Linked DNA regions of Homo sapiens: region 2 is linked to region 1. A link is a loop called in an ENCODE intact Hi-C map of the cell type or tissue named here. Cell type or tissue: natural killer cell. All regions are shown on one strand. Each heading gives the region's core, and the rest is flanking DNA. Links, peaks and the distances in the headings are about the cores only.

Region 1 (12,256 bases), core at 2,919-10,918:
GCACCACTTCACTCTATCTGGATGACAGAGCAAGCCACTGTCTCTATAAATAAATAAATAAATAAATAAATAAATAAATAAATAAATGGACGGAAAGGAGTGGATCCTGGTCTCAGACACTAAAACAGCTTTCGTTTTTAAAAGCACCAGGGAGCTGAAAGATAGTTTTTCTTAAACTCACTCTGCTTGTTTCCTTTCCGGCTGGTCTTGGCTAACACTTTTTCCCCTGTCTCAAGCATCCTTTATCCCATCTCATCGCACCCCATCCTCTCCAACCCCACTTCGCCCATCTCTGTCTTGCTAACCCCCCACCTCATGCCATCTCTGAATGTCCAGGGTGGGCCAGAACCTTCTTGATGTTTCCCAGAGTGTAATGCCAGATTTCAGTCTTGGGACTTAGCACATTTCTATAGGGAAGAATTTTGGTTTAATATCTATTTTCCTGCTGGAGAGAAGGCTCCTTGAAACCAGGAACTGTATCTTGTTCATCTTTGTAAGCCGTGGGAGTGGAACGGAGTGGAGCACTAAAAGACTGCTGAACAGATGTGTAGGTGCACATAGGGTCAACTTACAGAAAAGAATAGTGACTCAAGGATTGGCCCTAAGAAAGAAACTAGAAAATAGAAAGGAAGAGGAATAAGAGACAACCCTTAATTCCTTCAGGAATTCTTTTTCAACCATCTCCAGGCCACTTGCCTATGCTGAGACTATGTACTGGTAAACAGCTAGCCTGATCTTTCCTCTCACTATTGTGACACAGCTGAGCATGTGACCAGGCCTGGCTGCATGCGCCTTTCTCAAGCAGGCCCTGTGGGGCCAAGAGGGATGCTATGCTGCTAAAGCATGGAGAAAGGGAAGCTGGGAATCCTGAAGTGATCAGAATAAAGCATTTCCTTTCTTGTTTGCTGCCAGGGTCGTGGTAACATAAAGGGCTCTATCAGGAAGCCAGCGGCAGCCAGATCATTGGAATTTACCCTGTGGTGGAGCTGGGGATGAGGATGGGAGGATTTGCCTACAAACAGCAGATCAAAATAGAAGTAGTAAGAACTAAAATAAAAATATACCCAGAATTTAAGTTTAGGCCAATATGAGGAGGATTTTTTTCTCTTCTTTTTAATATTTTTTTCCTATCCAAATTGTATAAGAAACTCAAATAACTCAATACTAAAAAAAAAAAAAAAACCAAACAACTTGATTAAAAAATAGGCCAAGGACCAGGTGCTGTGACTCATGCTTGTAATCCCAGCACATTGGGAAGTTGAGGCAGGACAGGAAGATTGCTTCAGGCCAGGAGTTTGAGGCCAGGCTGGGCAACATAGTGAGACCCTGTCTTTACAAGAAAAATTTTAAAAAGTAATTAAATAAAATTTAAGAGAAAAAAACTTTAATAAAAAAAGAGGAAGACATACAAATGGCAAACAGTTTGCTCAACATCACTCACTAATCATCAGGGAAGTGCACATTAGAACCGCAACAAAATGTCACCTACAACTGTTAGCATGGCTATCACCCAAAAGGTGATGGATAACTGTTGGCGACAATATGGAGAAAAGGGAGCCCTGTACTCTGTTAGTAGGAATGTAAATTAGTACAGCCATTATGAGAAACCGTATGGGGGTTCCTTAAAAAATTAAAAATAGACTTGCCATACCATCCAGCAATCCCACTACTAGATATTTATTCAAAGGCAAGAAATTAGTATGTCAGGCCAGGCACCGTGGCTCATGTCTGTAATCCCAGCACTTTGGGAGACCGAGGTGGGCGGATCACCTGAGATCAGGAGTTTGAGACCAGCCTGGCCAACATGGCGAAACCTCGTCTCTACTAAAAATACAAAACTTAGCCCGGCGTGGTGGTGGGTGCCTGTAATCCCAGCTACTTGGGAGGCTGAGACAGGAGAATTGCTTGAACCCAGGAGGCAGAGGTTGCAGTGAGCCAAGATCGTGCCACTGCACTCCAACTGGGGCGACAGAGCAAGACTCCGCCTCAAAAAAAAAAAAAAAAGAAAAAAAACTTAATATGTCAAAGAGCTCTCTGCACTCCCATATTTGCTGCAGCACTATTCACAGTAGCCAAGATATGGAATCAATCTAAGTATCCATCAACAGAGGAATAAAGAAAATGCATTATACATTCACAATGAAATACTACACCACTTTGAAAAAGAAGAAAATCCTGTCACTTGTGGCAACATGGATGAACCTGGAGGACATTATGTCAAGTGAAATAAGCCAGGCACAGGGCAACAAATATCACATGATCCCACTTTTACATGGAGTATAAAAAAAGTCAAACTTACAGAAATAGAGAGTAAAATGGTAATTATCAGATACTGGGGGTGGGGTGGGGGCAATGGGGGGATGTTGACCAAAGGACACAAAATTTCAGTTAGGAGGAAAAAATTCAAGAGATCTATTGTATATCATGGTGACTACAGTTAATGACAATATACTGTATCCTTGAAAGTTGCCAAGAGTGTAGATTTTAAGTGTTTTCACCACAAAAAAAGGTATGTGAAGTAATGCACATGTTAAACAGCTTGATTTAGCCATTCCACAATGTATACATATATTAAAGCGTCATGTTGTACATCATAAATATGTACAATTTTTACTTGTTAATTAAAAAATTTTTTTTTCTTTGCCAAATCAAAAGTCAGTATAGCACAATTAAGGAAACTTTCTTTTTAATTAAAAAACAATCATAATCGCATAATGTAATACAACTATTTTTACACTATTGCATATTTTCTTTTGGTTCTGTTAAAATGTATCACTCATTCTACATAATTATAATTATTATATATAATAATTATATATAATAATTATAATTATATAATTATTATATATAATAATTATAATTATATAATGCAATATAATACTTTTTTACTTTATCTTTTTTTACTTTTTTTTTACTTTATCTTTTATCTTTTTTTTTTAGAGACAGGGTCTCCCTCAGCTGCTCAGGCTGAAATGCAGTGACACAGTCATAGCTCATTGCAGCCTCAAAATCCTTGGTTCAAGTGATCCTCTGGCCTCAGCCTCCCAAGTAGCTGGGACCACAGGCTCACACCACCTTGCCCAGCTAATTTTTAAAAAATAATTTTGTAGAGATGAGGTCCTACTATGTTGCTGAGGCTGGTCTCAAGCTCCTGGCCTCAGGCAGTGCTCCTGCCCCAGCCTCCAAAAGTGCTGGGATTACAGGTGTGATCCACAGGCCACCATGCCCAGCCTCATTTTAATTATTTTATCATAAACATTTCTATATTTTAACCTTTTTATTATCATTATTTTAATACCTACATAGTGTTCTTAAGGTTCATAGTCATCATACTTTTCCTTGCTGTGCCCCTTTTGTTCAGCGTTTAGTTTATTATCAATTTTGACTATTAAACAAAATTTAAACAAAATTTAAATGTCAGTCATGAAGCTTTTCTGTTTTTGATTTCTTCCTTAGTATAAACTCTTTGGAGAGCAACATTAAGCTCAAAGGGTGTGAATATTTTTATGGGTTTTGATATGCATTGTCATTTTATTTTCAAACAGCTTGTAAGAATTCACACTGGCATCAGTAATGTATGACTCCAGTGTCACCCACAACCAGACCATCATTGGCCGTCACATTTTAACTTCTCTTAACTTAACAATGTAAATTGATGTTTCAATGTTGCTGTAGTCTACATTTATTTAATTATAAAGACAAATTTTTTCTGGGGTTTGTGGGCAATCTATATTTCTTGTTTGTAAATTACTTATTCATTTTCTTATTCACCCATTGAAATCTTAATGTTTTATTTTATATTTTTTAATGAGTAATTTTTAAAGTATCAGTACTCTTTACCATAATTGATAAAAATATTTCTGCAGACTCTGTTGCCATTTTATATTAGAGTTACCAGTTTTCATTACTTGAAAGCTCTTAAAATATTTATTTGGGCCTGTCAATCTTCATGATTTATTCTATTGCTCCAAAATTGAGAACCTATTTCTCTATTGATCTGGCTGTTTTATGCTGAATTTTTGTAGTTTTGTCGTATAATTTGTCTATTTATGTATAATTCTTAGCCCAATTGCCATTTTCTAGATGATATAAAGAATTGATCTAAACAAAACATTTTCCAAATTTATGACCAGTGATACTCCTAGTTCTCATTAAATAATCTTTTCTTACTCTCATATTTATCACATTTTAAATTTATGTAGTGAGAGTGAGTTCTGGATCCTTTTTGTGGTTGTTTCGATATAATTTCCCTTTTTTTGTGGTAAGAATCACAAAAACATTTTGTTTTAATTATTTCTGTGTGTTTTTCTTGATATCTCTGCTGTTGATTACATTGACTGGCATGCAGTATGTGTTCAACTGATTTTTACTGACCTGTATCACATTTACAATATATACACATACCTTCTAAGTTTCGATCTTGAGTATTTTTCAATTTAAAAAAATCCATTACTGGCTGATTGAGTCACACCTAGAAATCTTTTTCTCTGTTATCTCCAGAGCATCTCAATTCCTCCCCACCTTCATTTGTTGCCACATTCTTTTGGGAAGTCTGAGAAGTTGAGATAGCAGAATGTGCAAGTAGGGAGGCTTCCAGGTTACTTTCTCAACCTAGTCCTTGCAGCATCCCCACCCCCACGAAGCAGGCAATCTCTTTGCAAGCAGGATGGGGAAGCTCAGAGAATGTCACTGACTTGCTCAGAGTCACACAGCTTGGAGTTATGGTTCAAACTTGGATCACCTGGCTCTGAGTTTGGTATTCATACACATCGCTGACTTTATAGATCTTAAAGTTTTTTGTCTTAGTTATCTAGGCAGTACAGCTAGTAAGTTAGTGAATATTTTTAGGCCAAAGGCTGACATAATGAGATTTGTTTGGAAGGGGCATTCTGGCAGAACACCCACAATAAGATGTAAGAGATATAGCACAACTCCCACCTAGAACTATTTCTCACCACATCACAGGCTGCAGGTGGAGATGCATGGCAACGTTGAGGGAACTCAGACACCCAATCTGATGCACGGCATACCAGGAGGTGGGGAGGGGATCTGCAGAGACCTTTCACTGAGTTTTGGCACACAGACTGCTAAAGGAAAGCCTCCGTGGTGGGCTTGAACATGAGCATAGAAGAGCTCTTTTTAAACACAGGCCTTGAGCTGACTACAGGGGTCACAGGCAGAATAGCAAACAGAGACAAGACTATAAATAGCAGCTGCAGCTGGAAAGCAAAAGACAGGCCTGACCTGTGCATAGTATAGAAAGGACCTCAGGCAAGCCATCAGTCTCACCCTATTGCTCCCTCCCCTTGCAGAGGCCCCTCCCCACAACAGGCATCCTCAGCTCCAGCAGAGAAAGACTATGCATTATCACTGGAAGAGCTGTGAACCTGAACAGATTTCGTCCTCCCCAATCTAAGGAGTTAAAACTTAAAACACGGCGAGTCGACTTCAGATCTGGGGACAAGGCTCCTCCGAGTCCACCCTGCAGGGCTGTGAGCCGATCCTTTATTTCTGCTTGGTTGTCATTGTTCAGTTCTGTCTGCTTAGCCAGATTGGAAATGGTTAGCTGGAAAAAATTATGGTGCTGTCTAACATGATGTAACAAGATGTCATCTTCTAGCTCCAACGCATAAAATGGATTTACAGGAAGGAGAGGAGAAAAAAAAAAAAAGAGCAAAGCCCCAGGGAGCGCTTGACTCAGATAAAAACCACTGGGTTTTGTTTGTGAATGTCTAAAAGCTGCATGTTATTTTACTTAGAAGAACATGAGAACAGACTGGCATTTCAGGGGAAACAAAAGTTGTGGGCTACACAGCCCAGAGGAAAAGTGTGCTGAAAAAACTAAAACTAATATTCATTTCATATTGCACACATATACAAACACACCACAAACCCTATCTACCAATCACACAGACACATAAAATATGTGCCACAAATACCACCCCCGCCCCCAACACACACACAGGGCATACACACAGGAACACATACCACACCCCTTCTAAGCCTCGCCCAGGCATGACATGCACTCACCACCCACACACATTGTCGCATATCCTCTAGCATCGCCCCAACACCCTTGCCACAGTGACAAATACACTCATTCTTTTTACTCAAGAATCCTTTAATTCCTATATCACTGAGCCATGCAGGTGAGCATATATTCTGGGTCTAAGCTTTTCAGAGCTCCCTTTTATGAAGACACATACTGGAAAAGACATAGTGGAAAGAGGGTCAAAGGTTTTGTGGTTCTTTTTAAATATACAGTGGTTCTAGAAAGGCACATTCTAAGCCAATCCTAATATACTGCAGGGAAGTAACATGAATAAGAAAAGATATAATAGGGGCCGGGGGCAGTAGCTTATGCCTGTAATCCTAACACTTTGGGAGGCCGAGGCGGGTGGATTGTCAGAGCTCAGGAGTTCGAGACCAGCCTGGGCAACATGGCAAAACTCTGTCCCTACTAAAAATACAAAAAAGTAGCCAGGCATGGTGGCACATGCCTGTAGTCCCAGCTACTCCAGAGGCTGAGGCACAAGAATTGCTTGAACCTTGGAGGTGGAGGTTGCAGTGAGCCAAGATCATACCACTGCACTCCAGCCTGGGGGACAGAGCAAGACTCTGTCTCAAAAAAAAAAAAAAAGAAGATATGATAGGATTCCGTGGTCATTTGTGTTCCTTAGAACTCCATTACTTTCTTTCTACATTTGAAGCAAGTTCTCATGTTGCCTCGGGGGACTGTCAGTGCCTCAATTATACACATACACCGAAAATAATGGCATAGAAGGAAAGGGAAAGATTGGGCAACCCATAGTCTTTTTAGACCTTCTTCCCTCATCAGCATGCCAAAGGCAGGCGGTGTTGGTAGGATGTCATATATTAGGAAATGAAATAAAAATCATTGAATTAGTTTTATGCAGAGTTTTCACTGTTCTGCTAAAAACTAAGTCCATACACATGTATGAGCTATAAAATATGAATTTTGTAATTTCATTAAACACTCTTATGCCTATATTTAAAACTGGCATTATACAACATAAACATAAATGATAAAATTTATGGTGACAATTTTTAAATGATCATTTTTCTTAGAAGGATCTTATATAGCAAATTTTAAAATGCCATGACAAGTTGAGAGGGAAACTGCAGAAAACAAACAAAAAAGCTTTATATTTTAGTACCTTTAACAACACTCTTCTCCTGCTATTTGAACAAAAGACCCCAAATCTCCATTTTCCATGGAGCCTCACTAATTCTCCAGCAGGCCTGAGTATCTATCCTTTTTTTTTTTTTTTTTTTTTGAGACAGAGTCTTGCTCTGTCGCCCAGGCTGGAGTGCAGTGGCGCGATCTGGGCTCACTGCAAGCTCTGCCTCCCAGGTTCATGTCATTCTCCTGCCTCAGCCTCCCGAGTAGCTGGGACTACAGGCTCCCACCACCACGCCCAGCTAATTTTTTTGTATTTTTAGTAGAGACTTGGTTTCACCGTGTTAGCCAGGGAGGTCTCGATCTCCTGACCTTGTGATCCGCCTGTATCGGCCTTCCAAAGTGCTGGGATTATAGGCATAAGCCAACGTGCCCTGCCTATCTATCCTTCTTATAAGAATGTCAGCTCCACCTGAGTAAGAGTTTATCTGTTTTACCACTGTTGATAAAACAGCTCCTATATTAGTGTCGAGAACATAGTAGGCTTTCAATACACAATTTTTGAGTACATAAATGATTGAATAAATTAATGTAAGCCCAAAATGCCATCCCTGTTCATCTGAAGGCAGAATGAGTCAGAATGCCTGGCACAAACTGCATATTTCATTCTAGAACCAGCCTATTCATTCAATTCCCCTCCAATGAAGTGTTTATTCATTCATTTATTCAACACACATTTATGGATCATGTTTTCTGTGCCAGGCAAAGACAAATAAGTCATGGTCCTCAGCTTCAAGGAGATTACTGTCTAAAAATGGGAAACACAGTTATAAAGGGCTAAAGGTAATCAAGTGTTAAAAGCAGCTTGAGAGAACTGTATGCAGGGGACGTTGGAACACGGGCCGGTGATGCCTTGAAGGCTCTGGAAGAATGCTAGGAGGAGGAAACATGGGGTTCCCCACCATGAACCCTGGGCTCCATTACAGCGAGTCTTCTTACTGCCCAGACTATACTATACAAAGCCTAGCCCTCCTCACACTCAGGATTCTCAGCGCCACCACCACCACTCGGTATATCTTGTCCTTCCAGGAAGGTCCTCTTCATTTCTCTAAATTTCTTTTATCCTCCAAGGACTTTGTGGCTATAACTGGTCTCTCCCTGTAGCTGCACAACTACTAAGCAATTTAGCCCTTGAACATACATTATTTTGAATTGTTCCATTATTGCATCTATGTATAAATCGTATCCGTTGCCCTCCCCTTTCACATCACGCATGTGCGCGCGCGCACACACACACACACACACACACACACACACACACACACACACACACACACATCAGACTAGGTTGGAAGAACCCGTGTTCTATCATTACATGCAGTGGGTGCTGGGTACATCATGGGTGAAGTCATCTGAACTAAAGTGAGAGGCACATGTGGGCCCCACTCTCAAAAACTGTAGGCTATAAAGGCCTCCAGCTCAGATGGTCACTCTTTCAAGAAAGAACAAGTCAGCTTAGACAAATGTGAGGTCCTTTTCTCCTTCAAGGCGCCATCCAGACAGGGTAGGACCTGGGCTGGGAGGTACAAGGACCTACTATTGCCACCTGGGAAATGTGAAAAGAGTGAATCCAGGCTCCCAGGCCCTTGTGTCAAGCCACTGCACTAAAACGGAATCATCTGATGCAGATGAAAAAGCAATTAATTAGCTAACCAAGAGCTGTTTCTTCTCTGACTAGCCTGGGCAGATGTTCATTCTGGATTCAGCTTTTCCATGACAATCATAAAGAGTGCCAAGACACTGAGTCAGGCTGGCAGCCGCCTGTGCCTCGGAGTCTTGTATGTCCCCGTCCACTGTGGATAAAATACTGAGCTGCCAATAATGAGAATTTGCTCTGTGCTTCTCCACACACTAGGTCACAGTGGCCCAGGGCTTGAGGCTTGAAAATGTGTTTCTTCACATAGTTCAAAGCTGGCCAGCTGATTGGAGGATCTCAACTGATGAAAGAAGGGATCCACAGGTCCAGCACGGTGGCTAACGCCTATAATCCCAGCACTTTGGGAGGCCAAGGCGGGCAGATCACGAGGTCAAGAGATCGAGACCATCCTGGCCAACATGGTGAAACCCCATCTCTACTAAAAATACAAAAATTAGCTGGGCGTGGTGGTGTGTGCCTGTAGTCTCAGCTACTCAGGAGGCTGAGGCAGGAGAATTGCTTGAACCCGGGAGGTGGAGGTTGCAGTGAGCCAAGATCGCGCCACTGCACTCCAGCCTGGCAACAGAGTGAGACTCCGTCTCAAAAAAAAAAAAAAAAAAAAAAAAAAAAAAGTCAGGGATCCACACACCACTGCAATCCAGCCTAGGCGACAGAGCAAGACTCTATCTCAAAAAGAAAGAAAGGATGAAGTGATGGAGATAAAACCCTCCAAAGCAGGCTCCATAAGGCCAGTAGATTCAAGATGCAGCTGTGAGCATCAGTGAGTCCATTTCAAATAAACTGAACAAATGTTATTTATTGAACACCTACTATGTACCTCACCCGAACCTGTAGGGGAACTCACGTTTGAGCTAGGAAAAATAAGACGATAAGGAGAAGTAGAAGATTTAAGCAAGAGTGTAGGCTAATAAGTAAGGTGGCAGGCTCTAGACTTGACTGCTGGGTGTGGCACTCCCCAGATGCTTAGCCTTGAGCAAACTAACCCACAGTTTCCTCATCTGTACAAAGGGGATGATAAATAGTGCTTTCTTTGCAATATTGGGAGAAAGATTAAATAACATATTACACATAAAGCTCTCAGCCTAGTTGAGCTACAAGTGGAATATCTATTTGTATCATGATGATGGTGATGATGATGATAATAATGGTGCTGGCGGTGATGAAGATAAAAGGAGAAAGTCATTGACTTTCTGTGGGGTATGAGAGAAGTTATCTGTTTGTAAATGTATCCTTTTTCCAAACTGGTCTTTTTTTCTTCCACCTCAGAGTGTATATGGGGAGTTATTGTACCTTGTGGTCACCCAGTGAATACTCATTGGTGATGGAGATTCTTTATTTATTTTGAGACAGGATCTTGCTCTGTCACCCAGGCTGGAGTGCAGTGGCAGGATCTTGGCTCAGTGCAGCATCAACTTCCTAGGCTCAAGAGAACCTCCTACCTCAGCCTCCTGAGTAGCTGGCACCATGGGCACGTGCCACCATGCCAGGCTAATTTTTTTTCTTATTTTTTGTAGAGACAGCCACCACATTGCCCAGGCTGGTCTCAAACTCCTGGACTCAAGTGGTCTTGCTGTGGCCTCCCAATGTACTGGGATTATAAACACGAGCCACCGCACCCAACCATGATGGAGATTCCGAATTGATGATCCTGGGATAGGATGCCAATGGATCAGCTGAGTGTAAAATCTGGAAGGCAGGATTAGAAGCACTGGGTTTGGAGCCTAGGTAGGAAAGCCATGGTTCATCATACACAGGCCTCCAGCAAAGACCTAGATACAGAGAAGGTGAGGGGCAGAGTCTGAAAAACACCAGGTCAGATCTATGCAGGTTTCAAGTCTGTGCAAAATCTCACATGTTCAATGTCCAGGGATTAAAAAGGCCAATACCAAATCCTACACTGCTGTTCCTGTGTCTCCTTATCCAGGAACCACAAAGCTTGGGGATCTCAGAAGCTGGGGGTCTCTGTGGTATTTGGCAGAGGTATTATTGGGTTCCCTCATTGTGTGGATGACCCCTTGACTTTAGAGACCCCCCACATGTGTTCACTGACATAATAATAAAGGACAATAGGGTTCTTCTCTAGAAAAGGATCAAGATCCCTGAATGCTTCCAATTTTCCAATGTCTCACAAAATTTTCTCATTCTTTGCCCAAACGATAAATTCTAACCCCTAGTTTTTCCTCATTCCTCTTTGGTTCTCACACTTCCCCTCTCTTCCTGTCACACTGGACTTCACCATTTATTTGCATTGCACCACATGTGCCTTTGCCAACCCTAGTAACTAAATAAAATAAATCTTTTTTTATTTCATTGCCTTGTCCTTTATTATTGCTTTGCCTTTGTTATTACTACACCATCAGGAAACTTGGATATGATACATTGGCTGTCAGCATCCAAAAGTAATAAAATGTTTTCCCAAATCTCTTTCCAGCAGTCCATCACCAACAATCTCTTCCTACCTTGAAACGTTTTGTTTTATTGCTCCCCCTTGTATTCTGCCCATAGGCCAATCCATGTTCTGCTGGTGCCAGTTTTCCTCCTGCCGCTCAGACCCGACCTTACAGGCAGGCCATTTTCATCTCAGGCTCTGATACGTGACAGTCTCAAGGTTATTGCTTTACTGAATTCCTATCTGCTCTTGGGCAGAGACCCTCCATGAGCTGTAATATTTTGCTTGCAATTTCCCAGGGTACCCACCAGCCTTTATCTCGATGGCTGAGCCCAGGCAATAACTACTCTATCTCCTTTATCTAGATCCAAAGCTGTCTGTCTTACATAGTAAACACTCCTGTGCATGCTATCTGAGTCTTCCATCTCTTCATCATTTGCAGAATTGCTTTTATTTATGTGCTGCGTCCTATCTCACGTTCAGTTTCTCTCTGATAGGATTTTTAGGGTTTATGTGTGTGTGTGTTTCAAAGTCTGATGAATCAGGAAAGACCTAGTTATTTACTTCTCAACAGAGAAGATAAGAAATGATGACGAAATTCCATAGCTCACTCTCACCCTCCTCTCTAATTTGATTTTCAGAAGCAATGTGTGATGCTTTTGTTCTTTACCCCTGAAATATGCAACAGTTCCAACTTGCCTTTTGGTGTGTAGTCCTTTCAATCTGAAGACACCTCTTGGGTCTCAAGAGCTAAGTACCAGACAGTATTTGTGGAGTAATCGTATTACTTCAGAACCCAAAGTTCCCATTCTATCTTCCTGTTGTCCCCTTAGGGGTGTTTTGACGCAGATCAAAATTGAAGTAATGTAAAATTTTGACAGCCCCGAAATACTCTCTCTTTTTCCTGAATCTCTGCGTGCTGGGCCTTAGGCTGCACTTCCTGTTCACCAGTAACCTTAAGGAACAACATTGTGCTGTCTAATTCAAATTTACTTTTTATACATTGAGA
Region 2 (12,256 bases), core at 1,348-9,347, 110 kb before region 1:
GGTATACCCTAGAAATGCTATGTGGGTCATTTGGGAGGGCAGCTGGTAATGGGGTGTCTTCATTTTCTCCCCATAGAAAGGGCCTACACTGGAGGATGTCATCCTAATAGCTAAGCTAGTTAGTCCAATTTTTAAAAAAGTAAAATGATGGCAGCCTCACACTCCTTTTTGTTGCCAAGTGTCCTAATTGTTGCAGAGGAACCAACGTGCCCTTCTTCAGTTAATACACAGACATCTTTTTTCCCCTGAAATGGAGTTTAATAATCCAAACTTGTTAACTTTTCTGCCAGGCTCTGTCCCTGCAGGGAACAGTGGAGCAGGTGGCAGCAGCCTGGTGAAATGTATATTTGGATTGTCCTTTTTTAACATATATTTACTAGCAAGTTGCTTGGCCTTTCTGTGTCTCAGTTTCTGTAAAACTAGGGCACTGGGCTAGATCGCATCCCAGATGGTCCCTCAACATCCTTCTGGCTCTGACTATAATCTCAACTCTAGTCATTTTGACATTTAGTACAGTGAATGCTGCAGCAACGTGCTGGTGATCTGGTGATCACATTGGCTGGTCAATCATGTAGTCATTAGGCACCAACTGTGTGCAGTTCAACATATTAGAGACTTCTTCTTCTTTTTTTTTTTTTAATTAGAGACGGAGTCTCGCTCTGTCACCCAGGCTGGAGTGCAGTGGCGCCATCTCGGCTCACTGCAACCTCTGCCTCCAGGGTTCAATAGATTCTCCTGCCTCAGCCTCCTGAGTAGCTGGGATTACAGGCACACACCACCACGCCCGGCTAATTTTTGTGTTTTTGGTAGAGACAAGGTTTCTTGAACTCCTGACCTCAGGTGATCTGCCTGCCTGGGCCTCCCAAAGTGCTGGGATTACAGTCGTGGGCCACCACACCCCGCCCTAGAGACTTCTTGAAGAGAAACAGCAATAGCATGGTTTCTTCCCTTGAGGGCCTTAAGAGAGAACATTCTTGGGAAAATATATGAGAATAGTTATAAGAAAGAAAAATACGGATTAATGAATATATATTAAATCTCTTTGACAAGAAAGATCTCTGCCACTTCACATGAATGTGAGGAATCCTATTATTATTAAGGAGATTAGGACTGTGAAATTAGGTCACTGTATAATTATGTTTGACATTTCAGCACATAAGCTGTTGGGCTACTTTGCATATGATATAGCAACACTCGGCCCAGATAGGGCCTTGATACAGCCAGGTATTATTTTTCACTCTGTTATCTTTAAAACAATTTTTAGGTAAGTTCTTTTTTAATACAGCCTCCCATGATAACATTAAAAAGCAAGTTTTAGAGAAATGAAGACCTACCTATGACTGTCGTGTTGGTCACCAACACATAGCTGTCCTGAATCAAGCCACAGGTTGATCTTACTGGAAAGCTTGGTTGGACTCCTCCCCTGTAAATCACCCACCTGCTGCCCTGAGAGGCTCATAGGCTCAGGGCTTTGCCAACTCTTCCTAGGGTTAGAGCCTCATGGCCTCAGCCTCCAGGGACAGTGAGTCCCAAACCAAGAAGACCATTACCATGTCTGCTCTTAGTGAGCTGGGTAGGGGAGCCCTTGATTGACTTGTCCAAGTTACCTATTCGCAACAGCTGCTTCCAAGGACAGGCCTCAGCCAAGGAAAGTGGAAGGGCACACAGGAGCATGACACCATAGGGACCTATTTTCAGTCATGTTTCCTTACCCTCTACTTTTCTATTTTCTTCTTTGAATGACCTCAGTCCAAGCAACCACTACTTTTACAACCACATCTGGTACAAAACATGCAGTTACAATAATCTCAGCTTTCACCAGAAACAACTATCACATGGGTTGGTGCAGAAATAAAAAAACTATTTAAAGATCAGTACATGGCAAGGACATATGTCAGCACCCACCAGAAACTGTATATTCAATTGATTTGTTACTCATTTCAAATTTCTTTTCCATCATTTTCTCCTTACAAAAATGCCATGAAAACAGGCAAGGTGCAGTGGGTCATGCCTGTAATCCCAGCACTTTGGGAGGCTGAGACTGGTGGATCACCTGAGGTCAGGAGTTCAAGACCAGCCTGGACAACATGGTGAAACCCTGTCTCTACTAAAAATACAAAAATTAGCTGTGTGTGGTGGTGGGTTCCTGTGGTCCCAGCTGCATGGGAGGCTGAGGCAGGAAAATTGCTTGAACCTGGGAGGCGGAGGTTGCGGTGAACTGAGATCGCGCCACTGCACTCCAGCCTGGGCGACAGAGCAAGACTCCATCTCAAAAAACAAAACAAACAAAACAAAACAAAACAAACAAACACAATGCCATGAAAACAGTTACTTCACTAAAGAAATGAAATATAAATTATATTCATTTAAAATTATGACTTGACTTTGTTTTCATTTCTTTTTTTTTTCTCTTTTTTTTTTTTGAGACGAAGTCTCACTCTTTCGCCCAGGCTGGAGTGCAGTGGCGCGATCTCAGCTCACTGCAAGCTCCGCCTCCCGGGTTCACGCCATTCTCCTGCCTCAGCCTCCTGAGTAGCTGGGACTACAGGCGCCTGCCACCACGCCCGGCTAATTTTTTATGTATCTTTAGTAGAGACGGGGTTTCACCGTGTTAGCCAGGATGGTCTCGATCTCCTGACCTCATGATCCACCCGTCTCAGCCTCCCAAAGTGCTGGGATTACAGGTGTGAGCCACCGCGCCTGGCCTGTTTTCATTTCTTACTTGATTTCTCATCATGCTCAGCCCTTAAAATGTAAACTTTCTCACCACATGTACTGTTTTCCTTTCTAGTAAATTTTTTTCAAGTTTCAGAAAAATAAGAGGGGCTAATTATTTTTTAAAGAATTGAACAGAAATAGGGTTAATTTTTCTCTTCAGATTGAGAATTGCTATATTTTCTTTTAAGGTCTTAAAAATAGGCCAGGCATGGTGGCTCATGCCTTTAATTCCAGCACTTTGGGAGGCTGAGATGGAAGGATTGCTTGAAGCCAGGAATTTGAAACCAACCTGGGCAACAAAGTGAGACCCTATTTCTACCAAAAAAAAAAAAAAAAAAAGTGTATACTCACTGTGAGAAAAATACACCCATACACACACACACACACACACACACATACACACACACACAGCCTACAGCCTCTCTATGCTGGTGGCACATCACAGTCACACAGGAGTTTACAAAAACCCTGAAACCTGGGTCCCATCTCCACAGATTCTGATTTCATTGACCTGGGCGGCTACCTGGGCAGCAATATTGACTTAAAAGCTGCCTAGGTGATGTAATCATACAGCCAGGGCTGAGAACCACTGATCTATAGAAAGGCATGAAGAGGAGAGTGAACATCACCTACACACCCATTCCCTGGAGATAACTGCTTTTGATTTTTAGTGCAATTAGCCAGAGGAGTCGTAAATGTGGGCTGTGGGGACCAGGTCAAGGAGTGAGGATACTTATAATCCATCTCTGGCAGGGAGCACTAACTTAGGTCCACCAGGTTTCCAGTACCAGAGGAGATCATCATCCCTTTGTCCTCCTTCAGAAATCAGGTTCCTATGGTTGTATGAGACTACCTGTCCCTACCTCCCAGGAGCCCAGAGAGGCCAAAAAAAAAAGCAAACACCCAGGCAGCATTTAAGGTCTGTAAGACAAGACTCCAGGAAAACCAAAGCAGAGGGTGTGAAAGTGGTTGTGGATACAGAACCGTGGGAAATCCCACAGTGACTCCAGGTCAACAGTGCATTTGCCTCAGCTCACCCAACTACCAACAAAGAATGCTTAGTTAGCTAAACAACTTCTCCTGAGGGGTGAATACCGGTTGTATTAAGCAGGATGGGAATTGGAAACACAGTGGTATAATAAATGGAAGAGAAGGACTAAACCATCGGAGGAAAAAGAAGGTGTGAGGATTTCAGGATGGACTCAGGCATGGAAGAAGGCAAGACATCCTTGTGCCCCTGAATCCCTCACATTGGCAGGAGTTAGCCATCTACTCAAAAAGATGGATCCCTGCAGCTTTTTCACTAAGCAGCATGGTCAGGGTTCACTGGAGTAGTGCTGATGACCTAGAGCCTCAGCCAAAGGGGGAGAAATAACTTGAGTCACTTAACACAGTCATTCACCGCACAACCAACCTTATATAATACAAATCTCCTCTAGATGCCTTTATTCTTTCTCCTATAGCCCCTTGTCAATTCCCATTTTTGTCCCCAGAAATTCACCTCTGGTCCTCAGCTTGTGCCCAGATTGAACCATGCAGTTGGCCAGCCCACCCATCTTTGAAAGCAGGTCAGTGATGACACGTTTTAATCAAGCACACTTTGAAGTCTCACACCTACACACATACCCAGATTTTCACACAAAGCATGTTTCTTTCTAGGCAGGATGTGGCAGATATTGTTGCTGCCTGTTTGGCCATCATTCCCCAGACTTCCTGGCCAAAAGAAAAGTCCCCAGGTGCCAGCAATGAATCATAATTGATTTAACTCAGTCCGTCCCCTTAAGGAGCCTTTTTAGATATGTTTTCCTGATTGCTTCCTCCCATGAAAATTTAATACTTCAGATACACTGTATGTTTATGTACTTTATGCATATCTGTACTTTATACATAAAAAATGTGATTTTTTTTTGAAATGGAGTTTCACTCGCGTCCCCCAAGCTGGAGTGCAGTGACATGATCTTGGCTCACTGCAACCTCCACCTCCTAGGCTCAAGAAATTCTCCTGCCTCAGCCTCCCTAGAAGCTGGGATTACAGCTGCGTGCCACCATGCCTGGCTAATTTTTGTATTTTTAGTAGAGACATGGTTTCACCATGTTGGCCAGGCTGATCTTGAACTCCTGACCTCAGGTGATCTGCCTGCCTCAGCCTCCCAAAGGGCTGGGATTACAGGTGTGGGCCACCATACTTGGCACAGTATGATTTTTTTTTTTGCCCCCAAGAACCAATTTTCACCCCCTTGAGGGTGACATCACCCTCATTAAGAATACATGATCTACATCAACAAAGCAATTGCTTTTGCCAGTGATTGGTCTAAGGTTGGCGTCTGGTCCCATTCTGGCCAATGAAACATGAAGGAATTCTGCTTGGGAAAGATATTCCTTCTGATCAAAGAGAGATGTGAAGGGAAGTGACCTTTGACCCCTGCCTACTTCTGCTCATGGTGTCTCATGTGACGAGTTGGTGCTTGGAACTGTGGCCACCATCTTGTTCCCATAAGGGTAGAAGAGAGAAAGGACAGAAGCAGTCCATACCCTGCTGAAATCAATGAGCCACTAAACAATTGTAACCAATGCTTGCTTCCAGACTTGTTAAGCATGATAGTAAATGTCAGTATGCCGTAACCCATTACCAGTAGTAAGATATTATGGGCCTTGCAGCCTGAAACTTCCTGATGGATAGATAGGATTTTCATTAATAAGGAATGTGGTCCAAGCATCCCAGAAGACCTGCACCAAGGAAGCTGTGCTGAAAAGTCAGCCACCACCGCTGCTCACAGACCTCCAATGTCCCACAGTGAAGTGCCAGAATTTGAACACTCATTTCTTGTAAAATAAATGAGGATAGCTGTTTCAAGCTGTTTTCAAGTTCAGAGTGTTTTTCTGAGAGTAATTTCCCCAAAATAAAAGTGCTTTTGTTCTTGCTCTCTGAGTGTCTTACCCAGTGAATCTGGGCCCTGGGCCTGCACACTCACTCAGCAGACCCTGTCCTCAACTCTCCTAACCCCGAGTCTCTCAGCCCATATGGTGTCCACCCCTCACCCCAGGACCCCTTTCTCTTCCCTATTTCCACTGTGAATGTTCTGGTGTAGAGAGGTTGAGGTACGATGAAAGGCCACACCACATGTCCTGCCACTGATCCTGTCATGGTCTTCCATAACAAGCCCTGCCCCAGCCATGAACTTATGGAGCAGATATTCAGAGCCCACAGAACAGGAAAAGCAGAGGCGAGGTAGGGAGTGAGCATCCAGGCCCAGATGTATCGATAGAACAAGAAGAGTGGGGGACCCAGAGGGGTGAATACAGGGAGGTAGGGGTCCAGGCCAGCCCCTCATTTCACAGACTTGGACATTGAGGCTCAGAGAGGTCAACGATTACTCAGGTAACAGAGCAAGATGTCAGGGGTCCCAGGAGCAGAGCCCTGTCTCCCAGCCTAGTGTCCTTTCCACAGCAACTACGGTCCATTTGGTCCTCATCCTGTGCTATGCTGGGATGTCCTGAACCGTCATTTACATCTGCTGTCATTTCACTATTCACCTGTTTATAGCTTATCTCCGCAAGCACATTGCAAATTTCTCAAAAGCTGGGATCTTGAGGCACCCGCCTTGTGATCCCTCATAGCACACATAGCCTTCTAGGCACCAACAGTTAGTCAACTTGATTTCTAAGCAGCCAACACGGAGAAAAGGCCAGAGGTGATGTCATGGGCTGGTGAAATGTTTGAGGAACACTTGCACTTCCTTCTGGAAAGGCTACTCCTAGTCATACCGGATCTGTATGTGAGAATAACAGTAATACCCCCAGAACCTGAATCCTCAACTTCTCATCTGATTGGAAATGATACTCTGTATTTATATAAATATTAGAATCACATAATCCCAGGGCTTGAGGGTTCAAAGATACTCCCTTGAATGTAAGCCAAGAACCCAGTGCCACTCCTTTTACCACTCTCGTCCCCACCATCAGAATCTCTCTCCTAAGCAGTTCTTGCTCTGGCTTTCTGTCTGCAGTGGCTGCGGGGATGGGTATATCTAGCACAACAAGACAGGCCATGAGGATGGGACAGCACTAAGGGACACCATTTTATTTATTTATTTATTTTTGGAGACGGAGTTTCGCTCTGTCACCCAGGCTGGAGTGCAATGGCACAATCTTGGCTCACCACAACCTCCACCTCCCGAGTTCAAGTGATTCTCCTGCCTCAGCCTCCCGAGTAGCTGGGACTACAGGCGTGCACCAGCATGCCTGGCTAATTTTGCATTTTTAATAGAGATGGGGTTTCACCATGTTGGTCAGGCTGGTTTCTAACTACTGACCTCAGGTAATTTGGCCACCTCAGCCTCCCAAAGTGCTGGGATTACAGGCGTGAGCCACCGTGCCCAGCCAAGGGACACATTTTTAAACAATGCAAATATAGATTATTTTTTGTGCGAGGGTTTGGTGGGCTGACAGGAGAGGAGGCTGAGCGACCCAAGCTGTGTTCCTGCGGAAAGGACACTGGAGCCATGTTCCCATGAAGTGGGAAGTGACGAGAAAGTTTCTTCTATTTCATTTTCGCATCTTAAAATTATGTGATTGGATAAAGAAACCTTGAGGTCTCTCTCCTCGTTCTTTTATGCGAAGACTCTCTAAATTCAGGGAAGGAATGAAGAGCAATGATAAACATGAACGCAAGCCCTGCATTATGTGTTCTGCACGTTTCATCTCACAGCAACACTAAGATGTAGGTAATGTTTGCAATCCCTATTTCACACCTGAGGAAGCTGAGACCCAGAGGAATAAAGCACTCAAAGTTATACATCTAGTCAGTGATGAGGGCAGGATTTGAACCCAGGCAGTCTAGATGCATTTTGGAGGAGGGTAGTACTGGCATCCCAGCCTCCATGGAGAAGCGAGGCTGCTGTTCCAGTCAGCGGTCCTCCAGGGACAGGAGGCCTGGCTCCTGGGTTCCCAAGACTCAAGCACCAGCAGCAGCAGAAAGAGGTGGGGAGAAGAGGAGGAGGAGGAGGAGGCTGGCTACCCCTCTGTTTAGGGCACACACATACCTTGCCGATTAGCAACGATGGGAAAGGAAACACACAGTGAGGGCCCTTGACAGCTTAATGGGATTTTAGAAAAATACACATCCATATTTTTAAACTTTTTTTTCCATTCGAACATTTTTAGCTTCCAGCTCTGAACTGAAATAGCAACTGTCTTAGATAATTCTTCATCCTTAGGCTCCCACATTTGGAAAAGGTCTCAGCCTAGCCGGGGGAAAAGAGAGACAGAGAGAGGATATACAAGCTTAGCACATAGATAATACATCTGGCACATAGATAACAGATGCTGAATGGATGGATAAATGGATGGATGGATGGATGGATGGATGGACGGATAAATGGATGGATGGACGGATGGATGGATGGATGGATGCATGGATGGATAAATGGATGGATGGATGGATGGATGGATGGTTGGATGGATGGATGGATGGATAAATGGATGGATGGATGGATGCATGGATGGATAAATGGATGCATGAGTGAATGGGTAGATAGGCAAGAGAAGGAATATGGTGGGAAAGAAAGAAAACATGTTCACCCATGAAATTCTCCTGAGAATTATACACCCTTCTGGAAAGATATACTTACACTTTTCGCCACTAACCAAACCCAGAGTCATAGTTAATGGACTGACAGCCTTCCTGTAGCTTCCAGGGCCTGGCTTTCTAGAAGTGGTTTTAGCCAAACCTGTAGCAATGTGGCACTGACAATTCAGTTCCCATCTACCAGCCCCATTTCCAGTTGCTTCTTGTGTCTTCTGTCTACTCTGGACCACTCACATTTCCTCTATGCATACTGTGGCAGAACCCATGGCTTGACTTGATGAACACTCATTCCAGTCCCCTTCCATATTACCTTCCTCTGCTGCAAAGGGTGAAAAGAGAAATACCCCAATTCCCACTCTCCCCTGCAGGTAAGGTACCAAGTGACATCACTCTGATGGGTTTGAGGCAGGCAGAAGTCCAAGAGACAGGCTTCCCACCAAAATAAATGGGCAAAACTTTGTCCATCATTTCCCCCTTCTTCCTGCCTGGAACTCTGACATAATGTTTGCAGGTGCAGCAACCATCATGTGATGAAGACAACAAAAGCCTTGATCCAAGATGTCAGAGCAAGAGGATACAAAGAGTCTCCCAGCCCTGGGCTCTTTCCTTCTGGTCTCCCAGTTAAATGAGAAAGATGAGCCCCTTACTTATTTAAGCCACTAGGTTAGAGTTTTCTGCTACTACCTGCTAAATACAATCTTAACTGATACACAGGTGTGAACAAGAGTTCTCTGAAAAGGAATTTGGAGGAAAGAGACTTCATTCCAGTGAACAGGTGGCAAACCTGAGAGATGCAGCAGCCCATGTAAGACCAAGGTACATTCCAGAGAACAAAGGAAGGGTTCCGGTTTCACAGCAAATTTCCCACCCAGGTTCCCAATCAGGTCCGTTTATACAAATGAAGGACTGACACTCGCTTAGTTCTGACTGGTCAGTACGACTGAATTTTAATTGTTCCATACAGCTAAACCCCGATTGATCAAGGCAGGTGGGCTCTGATTGATTGGTTCAGGTGAGATTTGTCAGTCCCCACATCGAACAGAGGTATGGGTTTTGGGGAAACTCCGAGTATGTGTGTGACCTCTAGTTATCCAGTAGCCATTTTGCTCTGTTTGAATTTAGGCCCAGTTAGCCATTGGGGATCCATCTTGAAATATTGGCTCTTTCAGGTTCACATTTGTTCACAAAGTCATGCATTTTAGGGCTTCATACCTTTGTCTGTGTGACTCCCCCTGCCTGAAATGCCATTCCCTGCCTTTCCTCACTAAAGTGCAGACACTAAACACATATTTTAAATGTAGAATTAAATTGGAAGTGCTGTGAAGTAGAACTGAGCAATACTTTCTTTTAAATGCAACTCCCCCCAACCCTACCCAGAATCTTTAATTTCTTCCTATCTTGGGAGTGCCATCCACTTTGTCTAAAGAAATGCTCCCGTCACCCCAATCTTGAACAAATTTTGGTTTGCGCTTGCTTCCTCTTTGAACTATCAATTTTCTCTACCCTTACACTCTCAGAAACTGTACTCGGTTTTTCTCCTAAAGGGAATATGGTGAAAGGTCAGGGGAGTCACACAAGCTGGGATCAAATCTGACCTCCACTACCTCCATGGGTAGCATGAGAATAATCATTTCCATTTCACAGAGTTGTAGGGAGAATTAAGCTTGGTAATGCATTTGAAGTGCATGACACAGTGTGGAACTTAAATGCTAGTCCCCTCAGCCTTCTAATGGCTTTTGTTTCCTTCCTTCTTTCCTCCCTTCCTTCCTTCCTTTTTTCTTCTTTTTTTCTTTCAGCACCATTTATTAAGTGCATTCTAGGCACTGGGCTAGTTCAAGAGATTCCAAGTTGAATGAAGCATGACTCATTCCCCCGCTTCTTTCCCTCCTCAATGTGATCTCAAGGTTTAATCCTCACTCACATTTTGTGCTTTCAGTGCTTTGTTTCTCAAAGATCTCATCCACTTTCACAGCTTCAAGCTCCAACTCCTAGTGAATCAATCCCTCCCGAACTTGAAAAACTAGGGCTGACTTTTCTCTTAGATGTCATGCCCCATTCCCAACTCCCCGGATACCTCTGTCCCTGGAGGTCCTGCAGTCAGCTGTACTCTTTCTTTCAAAGCAAGAAAACACTTGTTAAATATATTTATTTGTCCAAAATCCCTGAGGGGTAGTGGGGAACAGGCATAATACATATTCACCACCCTTATCAAATAATAAGGCTATTAAGTCACAAGATACTCTTTTTTTTGAGACACTCTTATTGCCCAGGCTGGAGTGCAATGATGCCATCTCAGCTCACTGCAACCTCTGTCTCCTGGGTTCAAGCAATTCTTCTGCCTCAGCCTCCCGAGGAGCTGGGATTATAGGTGCCTGCCACCACGCCCAGCTAATTTTTTGTATTTTTAGTAGAGACAGGGTTTCACTGTGTTGGCCAGGCTGGTCTCGAACTCCTGACCTCAGGCAATCCCCTCGCCTCAGCCTCCCAAAGTGCTGGGATTACAGGCGTGAGCGACCGCACCCAGCCCGATACTCTCTCTTTCTTAAAACTGACCTAAAGTTGATAAGATATTTGGTTGTAATGCTGTGAATGAACCAGTGCAATGGAGTCTCTTGTCAATATTGAAAACCTTGGCTCCCAGGGAGAAGGAAGACAGAAAATAGGTACAGCTGAGCCCACATTGACAACCTTAGCAGCCTGTGTGGGGAATTCTGGGCTGCAGACTTCTGAGAGTGTTTTTCTTATGCAGAGGGACCACATTTGTCCCTTCCCCTGGGGATGAGCCTTAGGCCTTGGCTTTGCCCAAAAGCCCCTCCCCTGCATCTCCACTTGGATATTCCCTGAATGCTTAGTTAGCTCCAATCAGTCCCAGTTCTCTGCAGCCATAACCCTGGGGGCCCCACCAAGCACAAAATGGGGGCTTTCTGCAAAAAGCCACCACCCATCCCCTGGCCCTTCTCTCTTCTCAGAGCACTGCCATGCCACCAGTCGGGCCCTTTGCTCAGCTCTCCAGCTGACCCACAGCAAAAGGGCAGAAGGCAGAGGGCAGAGGGCAGAAAATAACTCATGAGAACCAAAAACAAAACCCCATTGGAACCACAAATGGAAATGGCTTGGGGAAAAAGGGTCCTGGGATGCTTGGGCTATTAATAAAGAGTGTGTGCCTCAGCCCTCTTCTCCCAGGGCACAGGCCTGACCAGCTCATGGCTGGGGACGTTTATTCTTGGGAAGTCCCCAGCTTGCCAGATAAAATGTGCCCTAGAACCCATTCACTCCGGAAGCCCCCCCCCCAACACACACACACACACACACACACACCTGCACACACAATTTTTGCCTATCGAGTCTTCTAGGTGCTGCCTTACCTTTAATCCCTGTAAGGGAATAAGTAAGAACAAATGGTAGTTGAGGTCCAAGTGTTCCTGGTTATGAGGGGTTCAGACTCCTAAGACCTGGTCTTAGCCTCACTTGGTTGGAAGTAACGATGTCTTTGTACTTACCCTCTACAATCCTGGGAAGATGGAACCACCAGGACTTGTTCTCTACACCGGTCAGGGACAGACAGACACATAAACTTGCCCCAGATTGATAGGGAAAATTCCCTAGAGCTTTCATCTCCTAAAGTTGTCTGCCTTCTTCAGCTTGAGTAATTTTGGTAGCCAATGGATTTGTAATTTCCATGCCTTACTCGCATTTCCTACCACTTTTCCCTTCTTTACTGTCCCAGGATTGTGAAGAACCCTAGAGAATACTCGGGTATGGGATACGCCAGAAGAGCTAGCCCTTCCCAGCTCACATCTTGGAAAACAGCGTGTGAACCAATTAGCACCTCTCAGCCATGAAGAAAACGTTGAGTCACAGCCTTGTACATGAGGTTCTCAGAGTGAGATGGGACCACATAGGGCCAACCTGCCCAGCCCCTGCCTGCAGGCGGAGAAGGCGTCATGCCCG

The links. A loop is a pair of places that touch in the nucleus more often than their neighbours do. Peaks named below come from ENCODE experiments on the same cell type or tissue, not always from the same donor. Only the 100,000 strongest peaks of a DNase experiment are listed, where the experiment ranks them.
Region 2: it touches region 1 in a loop (8-fold over the local background); 3 of 110 quality-filtered maps call a loop at or near these places.

Annotation. Positions count from the first base shown.
Region 1 is chr2:30,416,617-30,428,872 of GRCh38, forward strand. No RefSeq gene overlaps it. Among named protein-coding and RNA genes, the nearest start is that of LCLAT1, 25 kb to the right of the region's middle. In natural killer cell, for the core only: no CTCF peak of the experiment used is centred there; DNase peaks (open chromatin) are centred at 5,005 and 6,005; H3K27ac peaks cover 2,413 bases.
Region 2 is chr2:30,311,487-30,323,742 of GRCh38, forward strand. No RefSeq gene overlaps it. Among named protein-coding and RNA genes, the nearest start is that of LINC01936, 29 kb to the right of the region's middle. In natural killer cell, for the core only: no CTCF peak of the experiment used is centred there; DNase peaks (open chromatin) are centred at 3,694 and 4,385; H3K27ac peaks cover 1,003 bases.